2 separate regions of the Mus musculus genome follow, and region 2 is linked to region 1. The links are chromatin contacts, found by POLR2A ChIA-PET in ENCODE. All regions are on one chromosome and are shown on one strand. The core of a region is the stretch at or near the end of the contact, and the rest is flanking DNA. Distances in the headings are between cores, read along the strand shown. Region 1 holds the start of Patz1 (POZ (BTB) and AT hook containing zinc finger 1). Region 2 holds the start of 8430429K09Rik (RIKEN cDNA 8430429K09 gene).

Region 1 (3,791 bases), core at 1,255-3,754:
GTAGCATCCAGTTTTCTAAACAGCCTATCGTGATACAGTGTCTGAGGCTACTAATGACCTTCGGATCCCCGCAGAGGAGACACACACCTGGATTGATTCCTGACTCTCCTAGTGTTTGTGGCCTTGCGCTTTTCCATTTTCTCTAACCTGGGGAAATGGAGATAAGTACACTGGGGACTGAGTAAGCAGACTTCCTCTTTCTGCTCCACAGCCCTGGGGAAAAAACAGGAGCCTGGCACACACTAGGTAAATGATCTACCTTAGAACCCTCAATAGCACAGTTGAACACAAGAATTTCTAGTTCCCAGAATCTCCCTCCAAAATACTGTGACCGAGAAATTAAAAGCAGTATTTAGATTGCTCTAACACAGGATTTGGGCTTAAGGGGACAGGTCTTTCTTTAGGGTAAGGGAATTTTCCTCAAGCCTCATTCCTCATTTTATTCAGGAAATCTGGAGTGTAACTGTCTGAGGAGGGTGAATTCTCAACTTTGTCCGGGGCACAGGTTACAAAACTGGCTCACAGAAGCCAAGTAACTGGCACCGAGACATAACGAGAGCGCTCAGGTCTAGGATTTGAACTAGGGTCCTCTTTACAGTGCCATGCCGAAAAGCCTCAGTGAGATGAGTAACAGGCTAGGCGCACGCTGGTGGGAACCCCAAGCCGAGATGAAAGCTGGTCCCGTTCATTTGCATGGTAATACCCAGAATGCTTTTCCACACACACCGCTACATTTAATGGAAGCGCTCAGTTTGGAGCCGTGCAAAGTTTGGAATACGTGCTTCGCTCCTCTCGCAACTGTGGGAACTTCGCGCCAGTACACGTGCTTTGCCTACAGTCTCTGATACCAATAGCTCAGCGACAGCCCAAGCAGACGAACCTGTGTGCAACCCTCGCCTAATAGCATCCTCAGGCGTCTTAGGGACAATGCGCTCTAGCCTGGCCGCACGGTCCGTGGTCAAAGTGGCCGGCATTTTGCCGGGCGGCAAGGGCTAATAAGCAAGCTTCTGGCTTGGGGAAGATCGAGGGGGCTTCTTGATCTCTGGATTCCCTAGTTTTCTTACAAAACTGCTGGGACATGCAGGGGTCGTTGATTTTGTCCATCGCCATCATACTGTCCCTTCTCTGAGCTGGCTTGTGACTTCACGCTCCCTGGGGCACAAAGCCCAAGTAGCTGTGGGTGGGGAAAACGACCTATCTCTAGTTATCCAGGCGTGCCGGGCATTTGCCTCGGTCAGTGTGAGGCAGGCAGAAGGTTCCGCCTGCGTCGGATCGGGATCCCGTCTCCTTCCTAGGGCAGCAGAGCGGGAGGTCTCAGCCGACTTCTAGGGATTTCGGCCATCAAAGGAGAACTAGGCAGGGTGCTGATGCCCGTCCGACCTGCGGGTGCGCAAGGTAGGCTGGGGGGCTCAGATCCACAGGCTCTGGCTGCCCATCCCGCACGCTCGCCTACACTCTGGGCGGGCAGCGGAGGGGCGGCTGTAGCTGGTTTGCTGGCTCGGCGCTCAGATCGTATTGGCCGGGGTCGGGGGGGGGGTGGTGGTGTGTGGGGGGTGGTTGAGGCTGCAGCCCCGGGCCCCGCGGGCGGGGTGGGGAGGCGGAGGATCAGGCTGCGCTAGCATTGGCGGAGCTGGGGAGTGGGGGCAGGAAGCGAGCGGAGCGGAGCTGCAGGGGGGGGGGTTGTATAAATAGGGAATGGGGGACGTGCATCCTCCGCTGGGTGAGGGGGGGGGGCGTTCGGCACAAAGAAAGTGGAAAGTTTGCAGCGCTAGGCGGCCCAAGCTAGGGAGCCGGATGCGCACGTGCTGAGTCGGGGCGACCGAGACCCCCCACGCCGAGCTCGCTGCTTTTTTTTCTTTCTGCAAGCTGGGGGGGGGGGTGTTGTTGGTATCGCCCCCTCCTTCTCCTCCCCCCAGGGGTGAAAGTGCAAGAGGAAGTGCAGCCGCTGCCATCTTTCCTCCGTTCCGAACGCACGGAGCCTGGGGCCGCAGCGCCGCCGCCACTCGTGCCTGGCTTGGGAAAGGGCCCACCCTGCTACTGCCACCCGCTCGCTTCGGCCGCCGCCTTCGCCGGGCTCCAAGACTCGGCCTACGCCACCGCCCCTGTGCGCGCGGACCGCCGCCTTCGCCTTCGCCTTTTGTTTCCTTTGCTCCGGCGCCCCCACCCCGGCTCGCGCTTTGCAGGGGACGCAGCGCGCGCCCCCAGTGGGCCCGGGAAAAGCCTCGGAGCGCGCGCTTGCGCTTGCGCGGCGGACCCCTCCTCCTCCCCGCGCGCGCGCGCGCGCCTTTTGGCCGCGCGCCGGCGCCGCCTGGCGGGCGGGAGGGGAGGTGGCAGCTGCGTTTGCAGGAGGGGCGCACCTCTTCGCTCGTTTACCCCTGGAAGGTAGACCTAGAGAGGGAGGCGGGCAGGCGGAGAGGGAGTGCTACGCGGGTCCGGCGGAGGTTAAGGGCGGCAATGTGGGGGGCAGTGCCCCGCTGGGTCTAGCCCTTTTTATTAGAGCAGGGGGCGTGTGCGCTGGGCGCACCTGAGAGTACTACCGAGCCCTGGGCCGCACGTGCGGGGAGTGTGAGTGGTCCGCTGCAAAAGGCGTCTCGCTGCCTAAGGGAAGGGACCAGGGACTGGCGGGTGCCCGGCCCGGCGAGTGGGGAAGGGGCAGCGACCATGGAGCGGGTCAACGACGCTTCTTGCGGTCCGTCGGGCTGCTACACCTACCAGGTGAGCAGACACAGTACGGAGATGCTGCACAACCTGAACCAACAACGCAAAAACGGCGGGCGCTTTTGCGACGTGCTCCTACGAGTAGGCGACGAGAGCTTCCCAGCGCACCGCGCCGTACTGGCTGCCTGCAGCGAGTACTTTGAGTCTGTGTTCAGCGCCCAGTTAGGCGACGGCGGAGCTGCAGATGGTGGTCCTGCTGATGTGGGAGGCGCGGCGGCGGCTCCAGGCGGCGGAGCTGGAGGCAGCCGCGAACTGGAGATGCACACCATCAGTTCCAAAGTGTTCGGAGACATCCTGGACTTCGCTTATACGTCCCGAATCGTTGTGCGCCTAGAGAGCTTCCCCGAGCTCATGACGGCCGCCAAGTTCCTGCTGATGAGGTCGGTCATCGAGATCTGCCAGGAAGTAATCAAACAGTCCAACGTGCAGATCCTCGTGCCCCCTGCCCGGGCTGATATCATGCTCTTTCGCCCACCTGGGACTTCTGACTTGGGCTTCCCTTTGGACATGACCAACGGGGCAGCCATGGCAGCCAACAGTAACGGTATTGCTGGCAGTATGCAGCCCGAGGAGGAGGCTGCCAGGGCCACAGGTGCTGCTATTGCGGGCCAAGCTTCTCTGCCTGTGTTACCCGGGGTGGACAGATTGCCCATGGTGGCTGGACCCCTATCCCCCCAACTACTGACTTCTCCGTTCCCTAATGTGGCATCCAGTGCACCTCCACTAACTAGCAAGCGAGGCCGGGGACGCCCCAGGAAGGCCAACCTGCTGGACTCCATGTTTGGGTCTCCAGGGGGCTTGAGGGAAGCAGGCATCCTTCCATGTGGCCTGTGCGGGAAGGTGTTCACTGACGCCAACCGGCTCCGGCAACATGAGGCCCAGCACGGCGTCACAAGCCTCCAGTTGGGCTATATCGATCTTCCTCCTCCAAGGCTGGGTGAGAATGGGTTACCCATCTCCGAGGACCCCGATGGCCCCAGAAAAAGGAGCCGGACCAGGAAGCAAGTGGCTTGTGAGATCTGTGGCAAGATCTTTCGTGACGTATACCATCTCAACCGGCATAAGCTTTCCCA
Region 2 (4,128 bases), core at 951-3,450, 160 kb after region 1:
AAGTACTCTAATGGGAGATGGAAAAGTTATCTACTTAGTGTCTGGTAAAGTGCAAAATAAGGAAATCTAAAGTTAGATTACAAAGCTATAGGTATGCAAGTCAGGACCATAAAAGAATTGGTCATATGTGCTGGGCATCCAGAAAGCTAGCTTAAAAACTGCAGACACTCTCACACCTATACACACACTGCTAGACAAAGAATTAAAGTTCAGTTTATAAACCAGAGAGAAGACTGACCCAAACAACTGAATTGGCCTTCCATTCTGTAATCAGAGCCCACTGGCAAGCAAAGCCTTGGGCAAAACAAGCAATCCCAGCATTTGGGAGGCTAAGGCAGGGGGACCAGTTTGAAGTCACCCTGGGCTACATAATAATACTCTGGAAAAGGAAGAGAGGGATGGAGGCAGAGAGGAAGAGAGCAGAGATAGACAGAGAAAAAGACAGAGAGACACAGATAAGACAGACAGAGACTGACTTTCTAAATTGTTCTCAGCCTGAGCTGAATGTCAGAGTGAGACCCCGACTTAAAATAAATTTTAAAAACTTAAATGTAAAACAAAAATTACTAACTGACCAATGTATTAATTTTAGTTAATTAATTTTTATTTCCTGTTTATTAATACAACATATACTTTGGATAATTTTTATCAGATAATGGATCATTCCAAAAAGGATGATGAAAAGAAGGATGACAAATGTGACAACCAGTAAAAGATTACATAAGATCAAGTGTGCTGGCCTTATTGATAGGAGATATAAACTAGGGAGGAGAGTCCAGAAGGGAAGACAAAGAAATGTCACATTCTGTAGGCATAATGGTACTAAGTAACGAGTGATCCTGGCACTCTTTAAGACTGAAACAGCAGGATCCGGGTTCAAGGCCAACTACAAAAGGAGCTTGAGGACAGCCTGAGATCCCTGAGACCCTGTCTCAGACCACAAAAGAAGTATCACATACACTCTGAAGACAGAGTTATCAGTGGAGAGGTAAGAGTCACAATAAATACTAATACGAGCCTTTTAAATTGGAAAGGGCCGCCTCCTGTATACTTCCTTTCCCAAGGAGACAGTCAATCCCCATCAGTCGTCACCTCTGATAATTCTTCCGTTAAATTCTTAATAGTAAGTACACATGTGTCTTCCCCCTAGAACCTACCTATTAATCGTAGCTGTACCTCTTTCAGCTACAAAGATCAAGCAGGAGGCCTCTTTGCCATAACTCCCCCACCCAACCCCCACCCCCACCCCGCGCCAGCTTTTAAAGATAGTTAGTTATTCTCCTCCGGCGTTCTTTCCTAAGCTAGAAGTTTCATAGAATCGAGCCGGCTCCAGCTGCCTCGAATCGAGTACCGCATTCACAGCGGGACCGCACTTCGGATGAGCAGGCTTCAAACACGAGTAGGACTCCAGAGGAGAACGTTCAAAATAAGGTTTCCTAGGATCCAGACCCAGATTCGAAACAAGCTGTGGGAAAAGCCCAGGGCTGGAGAGCCGGCATCCCGGAGGGTTTCGGAGCAGGTGCTGTGGAGGCCCACGCTTTTGAGACAGCTGTGCCCGGTTGTACAGCTGTGGGAACTAGGTTCAGGGAGGTCAAAGACTTGGCCTCGAACGCACAGTGAGCTGCAGGCAGCGAACTCAAGTCCAGGTCTCCTACGCTTCACCCCAAATCTGTTCACCGCATTCCTCATCTTTCCACTCCACCAAATCGCCACCCACGAGAGAGGCGGTCCCGCCCCCGAGGCTACGGGAGTCAGGACGAGCCCCGTCTGGAAGGGGAGCTTGTGCGCACCCTTCTTTCCCTTTTCTGGGGCCTTAGTTTGCCCAATCTGTACCCACGGATGCCAGTCTGACCTTCCTTCTGGGACCTGGACAGAGCCAGACTGGATGACTCCTGGCCCTTGGCTTCAGATCCCTGAGCCTGGGAAGGGGGTCCCATGCCTCCCGGGCCCGCCGTCCCAGCTCGTCACCTACCTGCCGCCGCGGTAGAGCGAGCGCCAGCGACGCCAGCTGTCCGTTCCCCCGTCCCGGAGTAGCCGAGCCAGTCTTAGAGACGCGTCAGTCAGAAAGATTGAACCTCCGACCCCTCCTACCGGGAACTTGGTCACCTGACGCGGAGCCGCCTCTAGTAGAACAACTTCCGGTTCCAGCCGGAAAAGGCTGGTGTGCAGCGCTGCTCTCCGGCCCAGGCGCCCGGCTGGTAAGTTCCGCCCCGGGACAGGAAGGGGAGGGCGTCTGGTCTTTCCGTAGGGTTTCCTAGCGCTGGAAGAGGAGGGAAGGCAGCTCGGTGGATGGGCGAGCTCGCCTCGCCCGCGTGAAGACGTGGGAATAAATATGTGCGTACCCGCCAGCTAATCATAGCATTCATTCGGGTGATGGGTCAGAACTTCAATGTCGTTTTCGAAGCAGGCTTGGGATACATGGGACCGTGTCGCAAAAATAATGGGCGGATGAAAAAGCCAGTTCTAGAAATACCAGTTTGGAATGCCTTGTACAAGAAAGTAAGGTCAGTGGTTGTTCTGTTTTATAAAGAAGAAGAACAGGAGGAGGAGGCATGGGAAGTGGAGTAGGAAAGGGAGTAGAGAATGAGGAGAAGGGAGAGAGGCCGGCCAGGAACGCGTGAAGAGAGAGGGCGGAGGGGGAAGGGGGCAAAGAGTAAGGGAGAGGAGGGGGCGAACAGCCCCTTTTATAGTAAGCCGGGCATACCTCGCTGTTGCCAGGTAACTGTGGGGCGGAGCCTAGAAGGAATGCTAACAGTGGTGATGGATGAGAATGTGCAAAACGACCCAGGAGCTCTCTTGAAGACTCTACTAGCCAAATCTGTGAAATTTCAGTATCAAAATAATAAAGGTAATAAGAGTATAACTAATTGGAGCCCATGAGATGGTTCAGAGGTAAAGATGTTTGCTGCCAAGCCTGTCAACTCTAGTTCAGTCCCCAGAAACCCAGCGGTGGAAGGAAAGGAGTCTGGCAAGTTGTCATCAGACCTTCACATGTATACAGAGACACTTAATAAATACATGGTAATTTATTTTAAAACTAATTAGATGAACTTGTAACCAATGAGGGATTGTTTTTTTTTTACAGTAGCAAGTGCATTTATTATATTTAAAAATAACTAGAAAAATTGGTGTTTTAGCTTTCCATATATAAAAACATGTGAGTCCAGTGCAACAGTGCTCAGTGCAGGTGAGTGATTTTGCTGTGCAGCTCCTACAAAGCTGCATAGCTGTGCTGTTGCAGGGGTGGGGGGAGTGGGGGGTGGAGAGCCGGCACACCTCATTCTGTAGAACAAGAAGGGACTTCCGTCCTGCCTCGGACAAGCAGTAGCAGTAGCATTCCTGTGTGTAAGCTGAGGTAGGGCTGGCACACCGGCCTTGTATCCTGTACTGGATGGCTTTCAGCTTCTGCTTGCCAGTGTGAAAGCCCAAACGCCAGATGGCAGGTGAGCCTGCATCCTCTCCCCAGAGTCCTTGACCTTATCAATCTCTAGCTCCACCTGTGGGGGACCTGAGGGATCGGTCAGAATACTCCTCCTCCTTCTGTTCCTGGAAAAAGTAAGATTCTTTGGGGGGTTCTTAGTATCATTAATACAAGAATTTAGAAGAGACTCAAAGGAAGCTCAGGACAACTTTATTAGAGTTTGAAAAAAGCAATCAAGGCTAGTTGAAAACTCTAACAGCTGCCAGAAGATGGAGAAAAGGTCACACCTTTTAAACTAGGCATGGAATAAAATTAGACAACTTATCAAGAAATGGAAAAGGACAGGTGGTATTGGCGGTGCACACCTTTGATCCCAGCACTTGGGAGGCAGAGGCAGGCAGATCTTTGTGAGTTCCAGGACAGCCTGATCTTCAAAGCAAGTTCAGGACAGCCAGGGCTACACAGAGAAACCCAGCTCAAAAAAACAAAAACAAAAAACAGAGAGTAGGAGGAAGGGAGGGAGAGAGAGGGAGAGAAGAGAGGAAGGAAGGGAGGGAGGTGAAAACGGGCTGGAGAGATGGTTCAGCTGTGAAGACGGGGAACCAGAGGACCCAGGTTTGATTCCAAGGAACCACACACATAGTGATTCACAACCTTACCTAACTCCAGTTTCATGGGATCTGATACCCTTTTCTGGCCTCCCTGGG

What was found. ChIA-PET counts read pairs that join two places held with the same protein, here RNA polymerase II (POLR2A).
Region 2: POLR2A ChIA-PET joins it to region 1 with 27 read pairs in embryonic stem cell. The contact joins the promoter of 8430429K09Rik here to the promoter of Patz1 in region 1. POLR2A ChIA-PET finds 5 or more read pairs at or near these places in 3 of 5 experiments (Patski and embryonic stem cell).

Annotation. Positions count from the first base shown.
Region 1 is chr11:3,287,953-3,291,743 of GRCm38, forward strand. Patz1 (POZ (BTB) and AT hook containing zinc finger 1) reads left to right here and starts at 2,505. Exons shown (of 4, transcript NM_019574.3): 1 at 2,505-3,791. The coding sequence starts at 2,662.
Region 2 is chr11:3,450,237-3,454,364 of GRCm38, forward strand. 8430429K09Rik (RIKEN cDNA 8430429K09 gene) reads left to right here and starts at 2,201. Exons shown (of 4, transcript NR_028317.1): 1 at 2,201-2,504. It overlaps Rnf185 (ring finger protein 185), which reads right to left and starts at 2,720. Exons shown (of 7, transcript NM_001290472.1): 1 at 1,973-2,720.